4 separate regions of the Mus musculus genome follow, and regions 2, 3 and 4 are each linked to region 1. The links are chromatin contacts, found by Hi-C or POLR2A ChIA-PET in ENCODE. All regions are on one chromosome and are shown on one strand. Each heading gives the region's core, a stretch centred on a gene start or an enhancer-like site at or near the end of the contact. The rest is flanking DNA. Distances are from core to core; before and after follow the strand shown.

What was found. A loop is a pair of places that touch in the nucleus more often than their neighbours do. ChIA-PET counts read pairs that join two places held with the same protein, here RNA polymerase II (POLR2A).
Region 2: POLR2A ChIA-PET joins it to region 1 with 10 read pairs in embryonic stem cell. The contact joins the promoter of Ier5 here to the promoter of Acbd6 in region 1. POLR2A ChIA-PET finds 5 or more read pairs at or near these places in 2 of 5 experiments (Patski and embryonic stem cell).
Region 3: a map of v-Abl transformed pro-B cells shows a loop between it and region 1 (8-fold over the local background). The contact joins the promoter of Tor1aip1 here to the promoter of Acbd6 in region 1. A Hi-C loop is called at or near these places in 2 of 37 maps with a recorded cell type or tissue (both v-Abl transformed pro-B cells). POLR2A ChIA-PET finds 5 or more read pairs at or near these places in 3 of 5 experiments (Patski and embryonic stem cell).
Region 4: POLR2A ChIA-PET joins it to region 1 with 11 read pairs in Patski. The contact joins the promoter of BC034090 here to the promoter of Acbd6 in region 1. POLR2A ChIA-PET finds 5 or more read pairs at or near these places in 2 of 5 experiments (Patski and embryonic stem cell).

What each region holds. Positions count from the first base shown.
Region 1 is chr1:155,555,799-155,560,938 of GRCm38, forward strand. Acbd6 (acyl-Coenzyme A binding domain containing 6) reads left to right here and starts at 2,322. Exons shown (of 8, transcript NM_028250.3): 1 at 2,322-3,061. The coding sequence starts at 2,840.
Region 2 is chr1:155,096,453-155,101,689 of GRCm38, forward strand. Ier5 (immediate early response 5) reads right to left here and starts at 3,184. Exons shown (of 1, transcript NM_010500.2): 1 at 1-3,184. The coding sequence starts at 2,978. The coding sequence ends at 2,052.
Region 3 is chr1:156,034,686-156,040,377 of GRCm38, forward strand. It overlaps Tor1aip1 (torsin A interacting protein 1), which reads right to left and starts at 1,795. Exons shown (of 10, transcript NM_001160018.1): 1 at 1,073-1,795. The coding sequence starts at 1,550. It overlaps Tor1aip2 (torsin A interacting protein 2), which reads left to right and starts at 979. Exons shown (of 7, transcript NM_172843.4): 1 at 979-1,423.
Region 4 is chr1:155,240,700-155,246,030 of GRCm38, forward strand. It overlaps BC034090 (cDNA sequence BC034090), which reads right to left and starts at 3,833. Exons shown (of 10, transcript NM_001370865.1): 1 at 3,487-3,833; 2 at 726-1,627; 3 at 37-100. The coding sequence starts at 3,530. It overlaps Gm31102 (a long non-coding RNA gene), which reads left to right and starts at 2,430. Exons shown (of 4, transcript XR_878641.3): 1 at 2,430-2,780.

The sequences.
Region 1 (5,140 bases), core at 1,072-3,571:
AAGCAGGAGTGAGTTGTCAGGAATCTCCATGGAATTCCAGAAAGCAATTAATCCCTGTCCCTGCCCTAGAGCCAGAAGGCCTCAAAACAGGCCATCTGGCTTCTCTCCCACCCTGGTGAACTCCTCCACCCCTCAATTCTCCATTCCAAAAGCTGGATCCCAGACCCTGCACGGCAGTCTCCTGTCTCCTCAGATTTGGGGCACCAACATCAGATCAATAAAGTCTGCTCTCCATCTTAAGGTAGAACTAAGTGTATCCTTTTAATCTACTCTGCTGACCTATTTCTTCCAGTTATCACATTGTCTTAGTGAAGACACACTATGATCATGGCAACTCTTATAAAGGAAAATATTTCATTGGAGCTGGCTTACAGGTTAGTTCATTATCATCATGGTGGGAAGCATGGTGGCACGCAGGCAGACATGGTACTGAAGAAGTAGCTGAGAGTTCTACATCTGGGTCCACAGGCATCAGGAAGAGAACAGTGAGTCTCTAGACCTGGCTTGAACTTCTGAAACCTCAAAGCCCACCCCTTACCCCACAACTCTCCCACTCCCCCACCCCATGACATATGTCCTCCAACAAGGCCACACCCACCCAAGGCCACACCCACTTCAACAAGGCCACACCTCGTAATAGTGCCATTCTCTACCGGCCTATGGGGGCCAGTTTTATTCAAACCACTATGCATGTTATAAGGTGTGCATTTGTCCTTGTTTTTCCTTTTGTGGAGGGACTAATAGTGGAAACATTCTCTATTCTCAAAGAATGTTCGTGAAAGTCAGACCCAAGCCATTTAACTTCTTCCTGTTTCTCATTGTTCACTTATCCTGTTCAAAGTTCTGTTGAAAGTTTAATCCTAAATGGTCAATCAATAACCATTCTTTGTAGTTCTTTGTTATTAGCCTTATGTTTATTAGTGTTTTTATTAGTTTTAAGCTACTAGTGATAAATGACTACACATGAGTGTGTGTCTCTACCATATTTAGAACATACTAGCCACTGCTGATACCAAAATCACATCCCTCATTATCTTAGTTAGGGTTTCTATTGCTGTGAAGAGACATCATGACCACAACTCTTATTAAAGAAAGCATTTAATTGGGGCTGGCTTACAGTTTCAGCGGGTTAGTCCATTTTCATCATGGTGGAAGTATGGCAGCACGAAGGCAGACGTGGTGCTGGAGAGGCAGCTGAGAGGTGTACATCTCAGATCTACAGGGAGCAGGAAGAGTGAGCCACTGGGTTTGGGTTGAGCTTTTGAAAGCTCATTGACACACTTCCTCCAACAAGGCCCTATCTCCTAATCTTTCACAAGTAGTACCACTTCCCGATAACCACGCGTTCGAGTATATGAGCCTATTGGGGCCACTCTTACTCAAATCACCACACTCATCTTAAAGATAAATAATAGTTTATTCTGGAGTCACTTCGAGTGACTACAAATTTAGGTTACCCCAAATTCCAAGTTCCAATGTGGAAACAGTTTCATAGTTTTACAGAACAAAGAAAGTCATAAATCAAAGCAAACTAAAAATACATTGGCGGGTACACAGAGAAGCAGTAACACTGAGACGGGGAAAACTTTCCTACAGGCCCAAGAAGATAGTTGACGACATTCTTAGCTTTTGGGTTGGTGAAAGCTACTACTACTACTAGCACCACTACTAGTACTACTAGTAACAACACACACACACACACACACACACACACACACACACACACACACACACACACACACACAGTTGATGTGAGACACCCCAAAAACTGAGAGCAGTTTCTTCAAGCGACATTCCACATTGGGGTTCTCAAATTCCTGCAGGAGAGAGTACCAAAACGTGCTTTTCGTAAAAACTGATAGCAAATGTACACGGTCTGCGTGTAGACGTAATGAACTTTGTGTATGCATACACTTTTTCTTTTTGACAGTGTGCTGGACGTGGAAAGATCTGTTCCTTTCCGGCAGAGCTATAGAACTGGGTTTCACTTCAAGAAGCACAGGCACAACTGAGATGAGACGATGCAGGTTTGGGGGCCTGGTGAGGCACAACTGAGATGAGATGATGCAGGTTTGGGGGCCTGGTGATGCCTTCTCTCAAAGCGCTGGGAAATGAGGGGGCAGCAAGTTTGGAAAACAAAACACTGATGGGAGAGAGTCATCTAACCATTTAGACACACGGTGGGGCAGTGAAGGAAGGTTTCCATCTGTTGGTGACTCGCTATTTTAAGTCAGAGTGGGTGGTTAGGAAACGGCGGAACCTTTGTCCTCAGCTCTCTGTTTCCCGCGACTCTACTCTAGCAGCTACACTAATGGACCGCCTCCTTCCCTTTCCCCTGGGGGCCCTATCCGGGTGAGTTCCGGAGTTTGTGACTCCGAAGTCCCCCCCAAAACCACGAGCGACGTCCCCTGTCTGTCACCGAGGCCCGTATCTCCATCCCGCACCGCGGCCGCCGCAACCCACGCTAGCGGAGCAGGCGGGGCCCCGTATCCACCGGCGCGTGCCCGGGTGCGCGTCCGACCCGCCGAGCTCGCGCCCCGCTTCACCTCCCAGCTCCCGTCCCAGCCGCACGCGCCGCGCCGCCGGCTTCCCCTCATCTTCCAGCCGAGCGGCCTCCAGACCCCGCACCGTTGGAGCGACCCGGGCGAAGCCCGAGGGGAAACCGGGGGAGGACGGGGCGGTCCTGTGCGCCCGGGTAGGCGGAGTGGCAGAATCACCTGAGACCGCCAGACAGCTCACTGCGTTCCCACTCCCGCTCGAGCTCCGCACCCGGACCGGTGGATCAGGCCCGGGAACCCGCGCCACACCGGGGAGGACCGGCCACAGCGAGCTAGTGAACATGGCCACACCGTTCCTACCCTCGGGGGCCACCACAGGCGACAGCGGTGGGGAACTGAGCTCCGGGGACGACTCTGGTGATATGGAATCCTTCCAGACCCCCGAGGCCGAGGGGACCCGGAGTTTGGCCGAGCTGTTTGAGAAGGCTGCCGCACACGTCCAAGGCCTGGTTCAGGTAGCCAGCCGGGAGCAGCTCCTGTACCTGTATGCCAGGTTCAAGCAGGTAAAAGATGGGTGGATGAGAGGACGTGGGCTGTTTCCTCCAAAAACTTAGTAGCAGATTGCGTGGCTAATGGTCGAGCGTAATGAAGTTTGTATGTGTGTGTTTGTTGTTTTTGTTTTTTACCCTGGAGAATAGCATCATTCTGGACATGGAATAATCTCTCTGATATCCAACGAATATTTATGTAGCCGGGCACTGAATGACAATGTTTCAGTGGCCTTGCCTCTGAACCTTTACAAAATGAGGATGATAAAATAAAATTTGGCATTCGCTGTTGCCAGAAGGACATGTGATAGGAAACATGGTAATGTTAATAATAAGTTTGAAATTTAAGAGAACATTACTGTGTATAAGATGCTAACAATATTACTATTATGATTCTTAGGAACTCTAAATATAGTTGTTATGTTTTTGGCTGAATTTGGTCCTGCTAGATATAGTCCCTCCACATTTTTAAAATTAAGGGCTCCATGCAGGTAACATGGAGGTCTGGTGATGAACTAACTCTCCACTCAGCTTCCTGAATCACTTTCATTTCCAAATAGAAAACCCAGGGGAGTAGGCAGTTTAGAAAGTTACATGGATATATCAGAATTAAAGTGTAGTTTTTGTCTCTAAAACTGAATTTTACCCGATAAAGTAAGGACAGGTTTGAGTTATAAACATAAGACTAATTTATCTTTCAAGGTTAGGTACCAGAAGGAAAGACTATTGCCTTCCTTCAGTGGACAGATACAGTTCAGCAGAACACTGGGTGTTCTGTCTATAGAGAATGCAAAGATGAAAGAACATCATGACACTGCCTTTAAGAAGCTTACAGGATTAGTTAAGGAATCTAGATGCAAATGTGAAAAGAAAATCGATGATTAGGAAAATAGGAAAACCCCAGCTCTTTGGAACTTTGAAAGAAATGACGTTCTGGATAGTAGTCTCTTTTATTTTATTAGAATAAAAAAATGCTTATGGTATAGTTACATATATTTCTCCTGAACTCTTTTTTTTTTAAGGTAGTCATGAGAACCCTCCTGTATTTCTAATTATGTTTTTATTGAGTTTGTGTGTGTCAGTGTAGGTCAGAGGACAACTTGCAGGAGTTGGCTCTCTCCTTTAACCATGTGGGTCCTAGGGATTCAGCTAAGGTTGTCAGGCTTGGTAGCAAGCACGGTTGGCTACACACTGAACTGTCCTGTAGTCTTGAACTTGAGATTCTGGGTAGAGGACGTCTTCTTACAGGACTGATGGTTATTATGAGCACATGCTAGTAATGATGTGGACTGAGAGATATCCCTGTGCAAGGATTTTGTGTGATGCCAGGTATGCTGGCACATACCCTTCACCCCAGCGGCTTGGGGAAGCAAAGGCAGGTTATCTCCATGAGATCAAGACAGCAAGCTGCAGGCTAGATGGAGCAACATGGTAAGACTCTGTCTCGAAACAAACAAAAAGTTGTGTAATGGGAAGAACAGGTAAGCACTTCTGCTACATACCTGATTACATTGGTTATTTTAAGGAAATTGAGGAAAATCAGATAGAATTGAATTACAAAGTCCTTGGACTTCTTTGTTTTTTTAATGTTTATTCATTTTATGTATATGAGTGGTTTATCTGTTTGTACACCTACATGCATGCCAGAAGACTGCATTAGATCCCAGGATAGATTCCAGGATTGTGAGCCACCATGTGCTTTTGCTGGGAATTGAACTCAAGACCTCTGGAAGAGCAGACAGTGCTCTTAACCATTGAGCCATCTCTCCAGTCCCCTCAGACTTCATTTTTATTTAACAAAAACTCTGTGAACTCTGTTTAGATTTGGGTGTTTGGCAGATGGTTTCTTGAAGATGAAGTAAACCTGGAAGACAGATGTAAATGTTCATTGCCAGTGGCAATGTTTGAGTTGTCAAAGGAAAAGTAGAGGTTTGGAAATCGCAGGGTCTGCCACCACGAGCTTGATAACTGCCCAATGCTCACAGAGATAAGTGTTGAGGATAATGAATGTGAAATTTCCCTAATCTCTAATACAATATGTTAACATTTGGAAATGCTGAATGACTCTGAGGTATTATCTGTATATTTCATAAG
Region 2 (5,237 bases), core at 1,934-4,433, 460 kb before region 1:
CCCTTGCTTAAAAAACCAGCCATATCTTACAGAAAGAGCAAAGCAATGGCCTAGTCAACTAATATAGTTCATATAATTAGAGCTTAAGCTATGGCCAAAGAGCATATTTCATATGCTCCTTTTGTCTAAAGGCTATATAGCCCTTTCCCTCTTTCCTCATTTCTGTTTCTTAAGCATTCTTCTTAGAAACTGGTGGCATCTTTTCAAGTACTAGCAATTATATTTAAAACTTAAGTGTCTAATTGGTTTGCTCCTAAGAGAGTACCTCTTAAGTACTGAACATTTTGCCTTAGACAAAACGGTCTCTTTAAATTGCCTTGGCTGTCATCTGTTTAGCATGACCAAAACCACTTATGTCATCATGTAGGTGACAAGAGCAAATCAGGAAGTTCTGCTACATGAGAATTAAATTTAGCCAACCTCCCTCGGTCTCCTTCCTTCTCTGGTTTGATACACATAATTTCACTTTCAGAGCTTTTTACTTTCTACAACTAAAGTCAAATGTCAACCTTGACATATATTGGGCCACAGTGATGGATCTAAACATTTAGACAAGTCGGTTTCATCGGTTTCTTCATGTTTGGTCCTAGTAAGACCTCTGAAGCTGCTATCTAACCCCCACCCACCCCAATTCAAATCTAAAAATTGATCTACCATCTATACATTACCAGACCTATTTTGGAAACAAAGTTTTGGTGGAAATATTTGATATTGGAAAGGCTGCAAAATTTGGCTTTTAATATTATTTAATATTAGAGATTCCCATCAGATCAAACTATAGAAAACCAAACTGGTCTGTCATGACTGAAGAGAAAATTGTAGTGGCAAGTCTCAAACTGACAGTCATTGATACCAGTATCCATGGATGGGGATGTTCGTGAAAACAAAAAACCAAAACCAAACCCTTAAACGTGTCTTTCTTGCTACTTATTCAAGTCAGCCAACACTGTCCCTCGCCTGTGAATGGCTGATATTAAGAACCACACCTTCCATTTCCCAGCCTGGTTGCCCCTCCCCGCCACCTTGTTGGAAACCCAGACAAGTGATTACATACATACAAACAGGCAGTGGAGTTGCTTCAAAATATTTAATACGTGTTAGACACGTAAAGTTACATTTTTATACAAAAATCAATACAGAGAAGGAGAAAATACTGTACAAAAACCTTATCAGCTCCCCCAACCTTTATACAACAAAGACTGGAGTCACCTTATCTACAAAGCCATAAGGTCCTTCCACTTAGAGCTCGTCTGTAAACTTTGTTTCATTAAACACTTTTTAAAAGCACTGTGTAGTAAGTTCTGAGCTAGAGCTTTTAAAAAATATATCTTTTCTCTATAAACTCCGTATTTCCAAGCTTGAACTCTTCTGTGAAGTTCAGCAAGCTTTTTTTCCCCTGTGGGGAATTGAAGGTCCCTTAATGTTCTGCTTTCCCAGAGTAATCACAGGGTAGAAGCGCTTCTTCTGTGCCAGAGAAAGGATGGGGAGGGAGAAAAATAATACAAGTCTCTACTCCAGACGAACTCCCTCTAGTCTGAGGAAATCCTGTGAGAAAACGCCACTCCGCGCCCCGGTGCGGTCGTAGCTTTCATGAGAGAGAGGTGTGTGTAAAGTCCCTCTCTCCCCCAAGATCGAACGGGGAACTCCCCTTCCTCGAGCCTTTCTGCAGCTTCCTTTTCTGTGCTGCTGGCAGAGGAAAGTCCCTGTCTGCACCCCCAAAGTCTCAAGCCCCGGGGAAGGGGTGGTGCATTCCAGAATCACAGAACAGTCTCAACACAAGACAAACTTACACACGGACACACACAGATACAAAAGTTAACGATCGATCGTCCTCTTCCAATAAGCCTCCAACTCTAGGTCTCAGGATGAGACTCGAGAGCCACGGCCCAGCCGGGCTGCCCCTTCTGGGGCGATGTGCTGCCCGGCAGCAACCAGTCTCCCCTACGCGCCCAGCGCCTACGGTCTCGGCTCGTCCTCGCGGCCGGGAGAGGCCCCGGCCGCACTTCGGGGACTCCCGCTGCTCAAGCTCCAGCCACTCGGGTCCCGGGGGCTCAGAAGGCCACGATGGCTGTGCTCCAGGGGCTCATGTCTCTCAGCACCGGCTTGTCGCAGCAGATCTGCCCCGGCTCGGCGGCTTCCGGGCCGCCCTCCTCCGCCTCCTCTTCCTCTCGGCCGCCTGCGGGGCTTTTCCGTAGGAGTCCCGAGAAGCTAGACCCGAAGATGCTGATGAGGTTTGCCACGTTCCCGGTCTCCATCTCCTCGTCGGTGTCGTCCTCGCCGGTGACTGGCTGCTCCTCCGAGTTCCGGCGCGGCTTCTTGAGAGGGGTAGAGCCGGGTGCCGAGCAGCTCGCGCGGCCGCCACCCACTCCCGCTGCGCCACGCTTCCTGGGACACGGGGCGGGTGGCGCGGGGGACCCGTCCTCGGAGGACCGCTCCTCCACGGCCGGGGGACAGCCGCACGGGCGGCGCACTGCCCGGGGCCCCTCGGGGCACGCGTCCGAGCCACCTCCTGAAGACGCCGCGCGCGGACGCTCCACGCGGCCCCAAGCAGCTGCCGCCGAGTCCTCCTCTCCGCCCCGGAGAGCTTCCCCCGATCCGGCCACCGCGGCCACCGGTTCTGAGCTTCCCGCTCCGGGCGTGTGGCACACGGAGGGACGCTGAGGCTGAGGCTGCGGCTGAGGCTCGGGCTCCGGCCAGGCGGCACGGGCGACCGGCGGGGGCGGCTCTCCCCAGCCGGAGGGTGGCCCGGCTACAGGCTCTCCAGGCTGCTGAGGCGGCGGCACCGCCGGGGTCCCCGCAGGGCCAGCCAGGTAGAGGCCAGGGCAGGGGTCACTCAGGTAGACTTGGCGGGCGCTGCGCAGCACCAACGACACCAAGAGGTTCTTGTGCAGCTTGATGCCGCCGCGCTGGACCCGCGAGTTGTAGATCTTGCCCAGGGAGATGCTGACGATGCGGTGAGCCTCCAGCTTGAACTCCATCCTGCCTTCGCTTCCAGACGATAGGGTGAACGCCTGCTTGCCTTCTGAAGCTGCGAGAGGAGCTGTAGGCGGGATCAGGTCTTCCTCTGTGGTTGTACCCTCGGCGTCTGAAAGCTCGGTGGAGAAAAGACCTGGTGACGCGTAGTCCCCCTCCGCCGCTTCCCTTCAGACAACAGAACCGTTCTGAGCCGGACTCTAAACTGAGCGCTGCGGGGCCACACTGCACCTTATATATGCTCCTCGAACGCCAATCACAAAGCGCCGCTAACCGTTCTGGGCGGGCAGATGTGCCTCGTGCTCCGCCCCCGACCAATCAGAGGCAGAGGAGGGGCCCCAGGGCCTGTTCAAACGTTAGTCCCGCGGAGCAAGCTCTTAAAGGGGGAGATTGCAGGCAGCCCATTGATCATGTGCGGTGGGATTTGTGTTCAGAGGCGTTGATAGAGGAGAACGAGGCCCACAGAACTGTATGTAGTAAGGGATTCCGCTTTGTGATGTACCTTAGCACACTGACTGGAACTTTCATTCGTTTAGTGTGCTGGAATCTACTGCACAATAAAATTCAGTTCCTTTCATACACAATTTCCAGCTGCTCATAGCTGTTTCAGCTGTAATTTCTGGTCATTCTTGGCAGAAATGGAAGCGATGACAATATATGACAACTAGCACGATATATTTGAGATATTATGTTGGAGTTAGCCCCTTTCCCATTAGCGTTATACTCAGCATTTAACTACAAACAAAAGGGAACGTTCTAGAAATACCCAAGCTTCTGCCTTATGAAGGAACAGAATTCAGGTACAACGTTGTTTGTTCTCACCTAAAGCTGGCATCTTTCATTTCGTTCCCCAGATTCTCAGTTATCACATATTTTAAATGGAAGATGTTACCTATTTCTCCACAATGGTTTTCTTTGTTTGTCTGTTTGTTTAATACCCCCCCCCCACACACACACACAATAAGTAACTGATCTATTTTGGGGGAAATCTAGTAAGTTCTAAAAATACAAATAAGTTCTGGTTTCCCATGTTGATTATGTAAATTGTTTTTTGTCAAGTATGGGGGGAGGGTTCCTAAAATTTTTCTGGTCAGTCAATGTAGTCCCATCCACTGAGTCTTGCAAATCCCTGTCAGAAGGACCATGACAAGATTGTACTGGTGCCTGATGGCTCTGTAAATTGCCTTATGGCCCTGAAGTTTCAAATATAAAATGAAGAAATCACAGATACACCTTCTTTATTACACAGAAGATAAATGGCAACTCTCAGAGTCAATCTAAATAATAAAGTTAACCACAGCTTACACGGTGTCTATGTGAAAGGTTTGCCTGACCCTACAATAGGTTTGGCCATTTACATGGAAGAAATACTAGTGAGAGGTAGGCTTGATTAAGAGCCAGTTCACAACCAGGATGCCTTCAGATCTGATGGTTTGGGGGATGCTAACTTTGGCCACTATTACTGCTACAACTGAAGCCCAGAGTCCCTCCCTTCTAGGAATTCTCAGCCCACATAGAGAAGGAGAGAAAATAATTATAACATGTAGCAACAGCAACATATGTTCAGTAATAGCATGAGGTTCTTCTCCGTTTTCTCTCTTGGAAAATCTTTTTTATTTTATTTTATTTTTTGACAAATATTTATTGGGTATTGAAATCCAAGACCACATCTAGATCCTGACCACTCACCCTTAAAGCAACAGAGTTGTCCCTACTTCATCTTCAGGTTTCCTAAGAAGAGCAGACCAGTGAGGCTCTGATGGGGCCCAGTGCATTACAAGTGAGAGTGTATCAGGTAATGCTGCATCTCACAGACAGATTTATCGATGCCGCGTAGTAAGTAGCACTTGAACGAGTGTACAGACATATCCCATGTTCCTGTCTAACACAGCTCGCTTAAATTTACAGGCCAACTGACGATCCGTCTGGGGTGGAGTCAGTGAGCTGTCTGATAGCCATGGGCAGGTTCAGGACCTGGTCCTTTCAAAGCTTTGTTTGTTTCATCAGCGCTTCTTTTTAAAATATTTATTTATTTACTTACTTGCCTGCTTATTTATTTATTTATTTATTTATTTATTTATTTATTTATTTATAGAGAGGGTTTTTTTCGTTCTGTCCTGTAGTCCTGTTCTGGAACTAGCTCTGTAGACCAAGCTAGACTTGAACTCAGAGATCTGCCTGCCGCTGCCTCCCCAGTGCTGGGACTAAAGTTGTGCATCACTATTCCCACTGAGCATTCTGATTTTATTAAAACAAAAACAAAG
Region 3 (5,692 bases), core at 545-3,044, 480 kb after region 1:
AAAGAGCATGCACATCTCTAGCATAAAGTTTCCCAAATGAACAGATCTTCAAGTGTGTCAGGACTTTAAGGGCAAGTAGGTAAATCTGCAAGCCAGTTTACTGTGCTCTAAGCTTTAAATCCACTCCTGTTCAGATGCATCAAATGTATTAGGGAGGCCATCCCACTGTGACTCTAACCCTCAGAATTTTACCTCATAATTAGGTGACTGACATGGGGCTTACTGGAACCACCTGTGACTCAGTTATATCCGAGTGCAGGGAATAAGAGGATGGCTTGAAGAATTTGGTTCATCTGTGTGACTTAACTAAAACTATAGTACACACCCTGTTGGCATCTGGGGCTTCATATATAAGCTTTACTAATAAATAGAACCTTGTTTTGTTTCAGTAGTTTGTCAGTCTTGACTTGTTTAGCTACTTAAGATTACCGTGATGGCCTCCAATCTGGGGGGAAAGTCTGGCAGAGACCAGACTCTGTATTTGGAGTAATGTCACCAACCCATTCATTAAAGTCAGCTACTCCTCGTAGCATCCGCCTAGAAATGATCTCGTTTTCCCAATCTTGGTGAAAAAAAAAAAAAACGAAAGAAACCGACTGGAAAGTTAACTTAAAAACAGGATTTTCAGCTGGGGACTTGGGGCCCCCGAGATTTAAAAAAAAAAAAAAAAAAAAAAAAAAGGAAATGGAAGTGGCTTCAGTAGAAACTTCAGAGGACGGAAATGAAACCGAGCGCAGAGTAGTTTGGGGCTCCGACAATGGCTTAGCCGCCGACCTCTAGCAAAAGCCTACAGAAAGAGGAGACCTAGACCCCCCAAACTGAAGCTCCAGGACTAGGCAGAGCTGCCCGCCTCCGCTCGGGTCACTTCGCACCACCACCTTCCCGCGCGGCCCACTGCGTCCTTCCCTCTTGAGGGTCCGGGTGGACTCAATCCGGGAGTGCGCGCCCAAAGGGCCGCAGAAATCACCAGGACCCAGGCGGGGCCGGAGCGGGGCCGGCCTCCACGGGGGCGCGCCTGCCGCCGCGTGCCCGCCGCCGCGCGCGCTCCCGAGCCCGCAGCCGAGACTGTTACCTTCGCGGTCCTCACTGGAGGACGGAGAGTCCCGTAACCCTCGGCCGCTCGTGGCCGGAGACAGCTGCGGCTGCTGTGAGTGCTGCTCAAGGCGAGCAGACCTCCGCGTCTTCATCTCCTCGGCTTCCTGGGCTCGCCGCTGCCTCCGTGGTCGAGAGCGAAGGTTGTAAGCGCTTTCTCTCACTTCCTCTCCCGCAGAAGCCGGCCGGAACTTTTCTGGCGGGGTTCGTCTCCCCCCCGGAGACCTTTCTTTGGCCGCCCGGGGCTCGAAGTCGCCGTACACTTCTGCCGGCTCCTCTGAAAACCTCACTTCCCGTCGTCCGCGGCGCGACGGGTGAGCTCCGTACGCAGGCGCGTCACTGCTGTCGCCATTTCGCGGGTCGAGCCTCCGCCTTCCCTCCCGGATGGGGGCTCTGGGTGTGACGTAGATGGCCCAACCTTCTCCGGGCCCCTCGGCCTGCCACCTTTCTCCCGCCATAGTTGTTTACGTAGCTGGTAGTCGGTTCGTGGCGATAGATTGGCCGCAGATAGATTCCGCTGCGGGTAGTGGCGATGGCTTCGGGGAGGTTGTCGCAGTGGTCAGGGAGGCAGTTGAGAGTCGCCGGGGCCGCCGCCTGCGTCCTCGCTCGTGTGCCACCAACCAGCCTCCAGGCCCATGGTGTGTCCTGAGGGCTGTCGGAGAGGCAGTGCCCGAGCTGGGTCAGCTGCTGCGGGTCACTCCCGCCTCCTGGCTGAAGGCACCAAAGAGGAGGAGAAGGGGGAGGAGGACGTCTCTGTCCTTGGCCTTGGAGGGAAAGGTGGGGGCGACCAGGAGGTGGTAGGACAAGTGGCCTGTGCCAAGCTGCTGATGGCCAGTTGCCCACCACCGGGGGCGCTGGTCCTGGCTCCCAGAGGCTTTGGGAAAGGGCAAGTTTCAGTCCTTGATCCCAAGCTGTTGCGCAGTTCCCCTGCTACTTTGGCCACTCCTTTTCAAATGTCCCTGGGAGGAGAAATGATCAGAAAGGCAATTCTGCATGTCATCTTATGGCGAAAATTATAGTTTCATGGACCTTTATGAAATTGCTTTTACCCAGTTTAAAATTTTTATTCACCTGTTGACCCTTTAAAATTGTGTTTAGTTACACTCTTGGGGTGTGTTTCCATTTTTGAGTCGTAGCCATATCAACCATATTCTTGAATTTTCACGTGAATGGTATACCAATAAGCTATACCCTAGCCCTAAAAAAAAAAAAAATCGATTTTGAGTTTTTATTTGGAAGCCACATAACAGTGATTTTGAAAAAAAACTTAAAAGTATTTGCCTTTTTCCAGTATTTTAAATAATGACCTTAAGTTGTTACTCAAACTTAGACAAATTCCCAGTTACTAGAATTTTCACAAATAGTCTATAAATTTGGTCAGCAACACAGATGACTCAAGAGTCATGTTTGGAGCTTCATTTAGCATTGTTTATTAACTACAAAGAAGGGGAGCCATAAGGAGACAGCTGCCCTTTTTTTAAAGATGTGTGTGTGTGTGTGTGTGTGTGTGTAAGTGAGTGAAAGGAGGGAGGGAGGGTGATCTCTGCCTGTCCTGGAACTGTAGACTAGACTGGCCTCAGCCTCACAGAGATCAACCTGCCGCTGCTCCCCAAACGCTAGGATTAAGGGTGTGGGCCACCACACTTGGTAGCACTTTTTTAGAAAACAAAACTTAAGGAAAAACGAAAGTGATACTCATTCGTGGTAGCCTGAAAACTGGGTGTGGCTTTTTTTTTTCTACAAAACGCTGAGAAGTACTGATAACTTGGTAATGTTTGGCTTGTGTCTTTTCCAGTAATGCTTTGTTTGTAAAGTGCCTATTTACACAGTCAACAATCACAAAAATTCTTTAATAGATGTACAGCAGTGAAAGGATATAAATTTTTGTAGTGTTTATATTCTAAGCTCATAAGGCAGTGTGTGCAACAGATGACTAAAGACACCTGGGTGCTGGCTTGTTAAACTCTGGTTTGAAGGATACATGAAAAAGAAAGTGAAGAGGTTCTATACATAATTGGTCAATCAGAGAAAATGAGAGGTTACAAAGATTATTGGATAATTGGCATGTGCTTTGTTTTGTAATTAAAAGTACTTATAAAGTAGTTTTATGAGTGGCTTTTTCAAAGAAAAAATAAGGATGTTAAAGTTTAGAGGCAGTTAACTTCGCATTTAACATAGATTTGCTTAGGATTTTTCCCTCTTGCCTAGGTCATAGGTATGTGTCATCTTTAGAAGCTGTCACCCACACCTAACAACTTTGCAAAAAACAAACTTGGATTACTATGAGTTAAAGCCAAATTCTTGTCAAACCAGATATTCTGCTGTAGGTGTTTTCCAACCTCTTTTGAGCCAGCCTTGAATATATTCTAAAAGATTATTATAGACAGTAGATTCATTTCCAGTATTATAAGAGATCTTTCTGGGCCATGAGTGTGACGATCTGAGCTTTGAACTTAAAACAGTTTCTTTGGGAACTAGAAAAATGTGGAAGAATGAAGAGTTTTACTTAGAGAATTTGCCATATGTTAGAGAAGACAGATGCACAAAAATAAACTGGTATTAACTGGTATGTGTATCTGACAAAATTATTTCTAGAAATCCTGTGTTCTTTATATTGGCTCTCTAAATTAAGCAACTTTTACATTAAAAAGAAAATTGTGTATAGGTGTTTTGCCTGCATGTATGCCTGTATACCAAGTATGCCTAGTGCCAATGGAGGCCAGAGGAGGGCATTTGACCCTGGAATTGGAGTTACACAGTTGTTAGCCACCATGTGAGTGCTGAGAATCAAACCTCCATCCTCTGTAAGAACAGTCAGTACTCTTCAGCAATTTTAAATGAAAGTATTTTATTGGGGAGGGCTTTTCAAAACAGGGACTAATGTAGCCCAGACCGGCCTAGAACTCACTATATAACTGAGGCTAGCCTAGACCTCCTGATTCTCTTGCTCTAACCTCCCAAGTGCTAGGATTACAGATATATGTCACTGTCACCATGCCTGGCAAAACACTTAAAAATATTTCTTAATTATTGAAAGATCGAGGAGGGTGGATTACCTAAGTCTCTCTCTCTCTTTTTTTTTTTTTTTTTTTTTTTTTTTTGGCTTTTCGAGACAGGGTTTCTCTGTATAGCCCTGGCTGTCCTGGAACTCACTTTGTAGACCAGGCTGGCCTCGAACTCAGAAATCCGCCTGCCTCTGCCTCCCGAGTGCTGGGATTAAAGGCGTGCACCACCAAGCCTGGCTGCCTAAGTCTTAAGAGTACTTACTGTCCTTGCTGTTCCCAGCACCCACATGGCGCCTCAATAGCTTGTAGCCCAGCTGTAGGTGACCTGATGCCCTCCACTGGCCTCCGTAAACACCAAGAGCATGGTTCACATTAACTCCCATAGCTGCACTATACACATATAAGTAAAATATTGGTTTATTATGCATAATCACTTTTTTAAAAATCTTTTGGTTTTTGGAAATAGGGTTCCTCTGTGTAGCTCTGGCTCTGTAAACCAGACTAGCCTCAAACAGAGATCTGCCTCTGCCTCCTGAGTGCTGGGATTAAAGGCCTGTGCTACCAATGCCCGGCTGCATAATCATGATTCTGATTGGGCAAGGAAATACTATGGGGATTATGGCTTTTGTAGCAAAGGACAAAATTGTTAATAAGGAAAGGAGGAAATTCTTGGAATGCATAGCTCAGGTGACAAGCACCAAAATGTGAGTTTTAGCCCGGTGTTGTGTAAACCATACTGGTGGTACAATCCTTTAATCTCAGCAATCAGGAGGCTAATCTCTGTGAATATAAGGCCAGCCTGGTCTACAAAGTGAATTCCAGGACAGTCAGGGCTACATGGAGAAACCCTGTCTCCAAAAATCAAAACAAAATGACACTTTGTAAATACCTTGAATTCTAGCACTTGGAAGGTAGAAACAGCCTGGTCTTACAGTTAGCTCCAGGCCAGCCAGAGTTACATGGTGAGACCCTGTCTCAAAAAGCCAAAATCAATTTTCAAAAACCCAAAAGATTAAAATACTTGAAATAAACTAAGGGCATAGTAGCTGGTTCCACTTATTCTCACAGGGAAAAAAAAATACGGTGTAAAAATTAAAATCGAGCTGGAGCTTGGCCTAGCAGCACAGGCCTGTTAATCCCTACACTGGAAGGAGAATCCTGAGTTTGACTCTGAGACTTAGAATGAGTTCCAGGTAAACTGGGCAACTTAAATCCTGTCTAAATAAAGGAAAACTTTTAAAGATTTGTTTATGTATATGAGTACACTGTAGCTGTACAGATGGTTGTGAGCCTTCATGTGGTTGTTGGGAATTGAATTTAGGACCTCTGCTGGTGCCAGTCGGCTCTACTTTCTCAGTCCCTGACTCGCTCCAGCCCAAAGTTTTATTATAAGCAAGTACACTGAAGTGTCTTCAGAAGCACCTGAAGAGGGCGCCAGATCTCATTACAGGTGGTTGTGAGCCACCATGTGGTTGGTGGGATTTGAACTCAGGACCTTCGGAAGAGCAGTCAGTGCTCTTACCCGCTGAGCCATCTCGCCAGCCCAAGTAAAACGTATAGAGATACATCTACCTCTGCCTTCTGGATGCTGGGAT
Region 4 (5,331 bases), core at 2,583-5,082, 310 kb before region 1:
GAAAATGGAGGGATGGTGGTAAGGAAGAACCCTTACCTGCTCTGACCTGAGTCCTGCTGGGGGGTGCCCGAGTCCCAGTCCACGTCTCCCGCTGGTCGCTCTAGGGCCCAGAGCAGAAGCAGAGATCAGGGCAGAGCCACCAACTGGTGAGCACAGAGGAGATGCTCTACCCCCTCTGTGGGCCGAATGCCTACATTCCCCAGATCCACACACGAAAATCTAATCTGCAGTGTGATGGGATTAGAAAGCTCTGGTCTGAGAAGTGGAGTCACAGGCTGTCAGACTGTGAGTGAACTTGGATTGGTTAAGAGGGTCCACACATGCCCTCAGGTAATGAAACTCCAGAAAGGATGTCTTCCAGAGTCTGAGCGCTCATCGCGGGCAGCAGGATGCTCAGGCTCTTTGGGGATGTGCTTCTGTGTGCTAGCCCACTTCCCACGCTGGGGATGGCACGGGGCAGCATCGTTAGAGGGAGTACAAGAGGCTACTCTGCAAAGAGCCACAAGGCTCAGTGAAGAGTCTCATAGCCTCTGTCCCTAAGCACAAAGAATAGCCTCCCACTGACCTGGAGGGCCACAGGGTTGGAGGCAGTTAGGGCTGCATAAGCATTATAAAAGACCTTACATCCAGACAGTGATTGGGTGGGTGACATTATTGTGCCATCTTTCCACCCTCCCTCCCCCATGTCCTATTTGCTCCAACTCAGGCAGTAAAATAAGGCTCACCTGATGCATCTCGGTCCCAGGATGTCCAGTCTGGGCTCCCTGCTTTGGGAGGACTCTGTCTGGAAACCTTCAGTATCTCCTGCAACAGGAGGCGGTTCCTCTCTACCCTGTCAGACAGGGACAAAGCATTTGCCACAGAGCCCAGAGCCTCCAGGCCCTGAGCTCTCCAGAATGTCTCTGGCTGGTCTGTTCTAGGGATCAAATCCTCCTTAGAGGTTAGGGTTGTGCTGTCCAGATCTTCCTTTGTGACTATCCCATCTCCGAGCGGGTATTGTCTTCTCTTCTTCTGGCTGCTCAAGGGGGTGGTTTTACAGGGACCAGGCCGCTGTGGCTGGACTGCAGAAACTCGATTGTTGGGACTTTCTTGTAAAGAGCCAGACCCTGCTACTGGGTCCTCCTCATGATCAGCCGGCATCCACACTGCTTCTGGAGACCACGGGCTTTGTTCATTCCAGCTCTCAGGGGTAGATGGCTTGGATCCACTGTTCCTGGCAGGTTTCTTCTCATTAACATGTCTGGCCAGATGTCCATCATTAGGGTTCTGAGCATGGGGGACCACCAGGGCATCTGGTAGGCTCCAGGCTACTCCAGTCTTGACTTGGTGGCATTTGGATTTTGTAGGGGATGGACGCTCATAGGAAGTGGGACGGGGATCTGTCCCTTGTTTTCCTGCTGTCATTTTCTCCTTCAAGGCCTTTACCTTGGACTCCAGCACAGAAGGACCTTGGAGCTGCAGCCCCCATGTCCTGGGAGGCTTGGGGGGCATCAGGTTAGATGCTCGGTCTTCCTGGGGGCAGGGTGAAGGTCTCGGGAGAGGTCCACTGTCTGGCTGCTCAGCGCCATCTCTGGCCATGGCTGGAGTCACTTGCGTGGGGCTTGTTGTGCTCCCTGGCCTGGATGCTCTGCAGGAAAAAAGAGAAGCTCAGACCCTGACCCTGGACGCCCCAGTAACCTGCTTGATCTCCACAGTGCCCTGATATGGACCCCTTTTCAAGTGGCATACCTCAAGAAGAGCTGGTGTCCTCTATATAACGTGGACACACATTGAAAAGGACAAGTCACAGGACAGAACAAACAGGTTACCAGCAAGCTTATTTTCTCCTGGCATGCTCTTTAGAGGGCAGGGAGGAGACTGGGGAGGGTGGTTACTGGAGCATGGGCAGTAAACCCCGAGGAAGGAAATAATGCCAGTTTTTCTATTCCCATTTTTAGGGTGAGCAAAACAAGGCCTCAAACAATCCAATGCAAAATGTGAACCATGGTGAAAAGCAGTGTAATTCCCCAACCCTGGGCTAAAGGAGGCCCCAGAGGAGAATGGCAGTGTTGGCTAATGGTCAGTACTCTTCCTTGTGGATGACGGACCTGTCCCTGTAATAGAATGTGTCGCTGCCTGCCAGCTTCATGCCAACCCTAGTGAAAAAGTGTTAGACTAGAGTCAAGCTGTACTCGAAAGAAGTAATAGTGACAGTCACAAACGATAAGCTATCTGCTCTATGTCAAGCAAAGGCTTTTCAAACATGTCAACACTCTCTAAAATAATATATTTATATTATGTCTGTGATAGAATGTTATTTTATATAAATAAAGATATTTATTTATTATATAATATATAAATAAAAATATTATTTTTAACAGATGGAGAACTGAGGCATAGAGAAATTACATCACGTAGATGCCCTGGGGGAGACAAGCTTGTAACCAGAACCTTTCCATTCCAAGCCAGGACTCTCCGAGAACAGTGAGCCTTTAACCGCACCCCTTGTTCTCAGGTAAGACCTGAGTCCGCAGAGGTCCCAAGACTCACTAGAATTATACGGCCCCTTGGTGGCCTGGCTGATTCCAATAGCTTTACAGAGAATGACGTGACAACTGTTTTACTCCCTGTATAAGCTACTGTGTCTTAGTGACTACTCAGAACACTCAGAAGTCACCCTAGTCTACCTGTGTCCCATAGGAAGTAAACTCTCAGCGTGTAAGAATTTGGGCATAGAGTATATATTAGAGGTTAATTATTCCCTTCTCACAATAGGGATCCACCATAAGATGTTCTTAAAGGTAAGTCTCTTAAAGTAATTCATTATAATTATTAAATTAACATGTTTTTCAGAATATACATATTTTATGAAGCAAGATACATATATAACACAGAATTTCACAGCAGTAAATCTGTGAAGTTTAGGGATAGTAGAAGTCATTTTCTCTACTAGATCATCTGGAGCAGCGGTTCTTGGCATCACGGGGTCGCATATCAGATATACTGCATATCAGATATTCACATTATGATTCGTAACAGTAGCAAGATTACGGTCATTAAGTAGCAACGAAAATAATTTTATGGTTGGAGATCACCACATGATAAACTTAAACTGTACTAAAGGGTCGCAGCATTAAGACTGAGAATCACTGATCGAAAATGTACTAGGTTTCTCTTTGTGGCTCAGCTACCTCTTCTCTGAGATCCAATCCAGAAGCCCAGGTTGTAATGTGAGCTTTTAGAAAAATTGATGGGTCAACCCTGGAGCTTCGCTCTAGACTTGTCCGCAGACCTTAAGGAATGAGACAGTCGGGACTGAAGGCCTCCGGACGACCTTCCTGGAAGATGTCGTAACTCCTAGCACCGATGCTCTAACTCAGAAAAAAACCTGGAATGAAAATGGACAGGAAGGGCGAGCCTCCACGACCCTTCCAGCTCTGCGGCGGCCGGAGGTCGGGTGTCCCCGGGTGTGCCCCGCCACCCCGCCCGGGTCCTCTCGGTACTCACTGAGAGCGGCGCGCGGGCTTGGCCGCCGCCTCCATCCCCTCCATCCCTCGGAGAGGCGAGGCCCTGCCCCACTCTCCCCGTCCGGGGCCGCTGCAGAGTCCCGGGCCGGACTCGCCCTGAATTCGGGCGGGCGGACGGGAGTGTGGCCCGCAGGCCTCGTCCCCGGAGCGTGTCCCGCCCCGGGTCCCACGAGGCGAGGCCGGGCTGGCAGGAGTGCGCGGCGCCCCTGGCCCCGCTGGGCGCCTGGAGCCGTAGCGACCGCTACTTCATAGCTTTGCTTGAAGGTGAAAGGCCCAGCCAGCGGCCTCGCGGGCCGGCCTGGGAAGAGAGGGCGAGGAAGGCGAGAGGAGGGGCGGCGGAAGGGGCTGGAGGAGCCGCGACCTCGGCCTGTCCCCACCCCCCAGCCTCCCGCGGCCTCCCAGGGTCGTGGCCACTCGACCCGGGCGCACGCCGGGAGCCCAGAGCCTCCTCGGCTCCGCTCCACTCCTGGAGCCAGGGCCGCCTAGACGGCCGGAGGATGCGCCCTGAATTTGGGGCTCACTGGCTGCCACGGGGCCGTTGTCCCGGGCGCCGATCAGCTCCCTCCCCGGGGACACGGGCGCGAAAGCGGAGGGGCGCCCGGGTGACTCGGGGGCGCAGCCGGAGCGCAAAAGGCGACAAGCTTCAGCCGACTCCACCGGCTCCGCTGGAGCGAGAAGCTGAGGACCGGACTTTGTGTGGAGAACGTTTCGGGATGGGTCGGTGGGCTTCTCCGCAGGGCCGCCCCATCACCCTTGGGCGCCCTCTTAGGTCAAGATCATTCAAGGTTCGTTGAGGCCTTGGGGTAAGCTGGCGTTGACTGCTCATCCGGAGCCACCAAGAGCTGGGCCTGCATTGCCAGCTGCTTGGGGAAGGGACCGCTTCTGGGGCAGTGGAGGATTCCCGAACAGACCTGGGTACAGGCCTCCGTGAAGGAGCCACCAAATGGCTGGCAATTGTGCCCAAATCCATGGAGCTTCCTCTTTCTAACCAGGAGGTGACTAAGTCTCTCCAATGTCCAAACCCATTTTGACTATTCCCCTACCCCCAAAGGAACAGTAAGAAGAACCAGGACATTTCAGACGTCTCTGAAAAGAGAAAGTGGTCTCTCTTCTTTCTTTGGCCAACAAGTTTCACTTACTTAATCTTTTGTGCTGCTAGATGGCCGGTGTAGCTACTGGAAAGGATGCACAAAGCTAAGGTCCTAGCAGAGCACAGGAGAGAGAGGGCAGTTCTACCCCTTGTGCGGGTGTAATCCTGTAGTCCCAGTTGTTCAGAGATTAAAGCAGGAGGATCCTGCTGCAAGTTCGAGGCCAGCCTAGGCAATTTAGTGAGACATGTTCTCAAAAGGAAAAGGGGAGAAATGGGCTGAGGATGTAGGGATGGGTGTAGAGAATTTGCCTATTGTGCAAGAGGCCCTGGGTTCAAACCGAGTCCCATGGAAACAGAAAGGATGTCTATCTCCCTTTAAGGGAGCTGGATGGGGGAGGGAACACCGAGGCAGGCAATCTGGTCTGAGCCGCACCCTGGGAAACTGACAGTAGATTGGCCCAGGACCGGTTTAGGAACCAAGGGGTTTATCCTGGGCAAACCCTGTGTAAGTGAGCAGGTTCAAGGCTCACGGCTCTGTGGAGCAGGGTCTGAAGCGTCTTCCTGCCATGTTCGCAGAGTAAGTTCCTCCACAAGGCACTTTCTGCTCTGGTTTAGTGCTGATCGATCACCATACACTGACAACTCAGTCCCTAGAGTGGCTGCCTCTTGCTGCAACCTCAAGATTCAGAACTATTGTCCCTTTGTACAAATGAGGTGACCAATCGGAACAAAGCT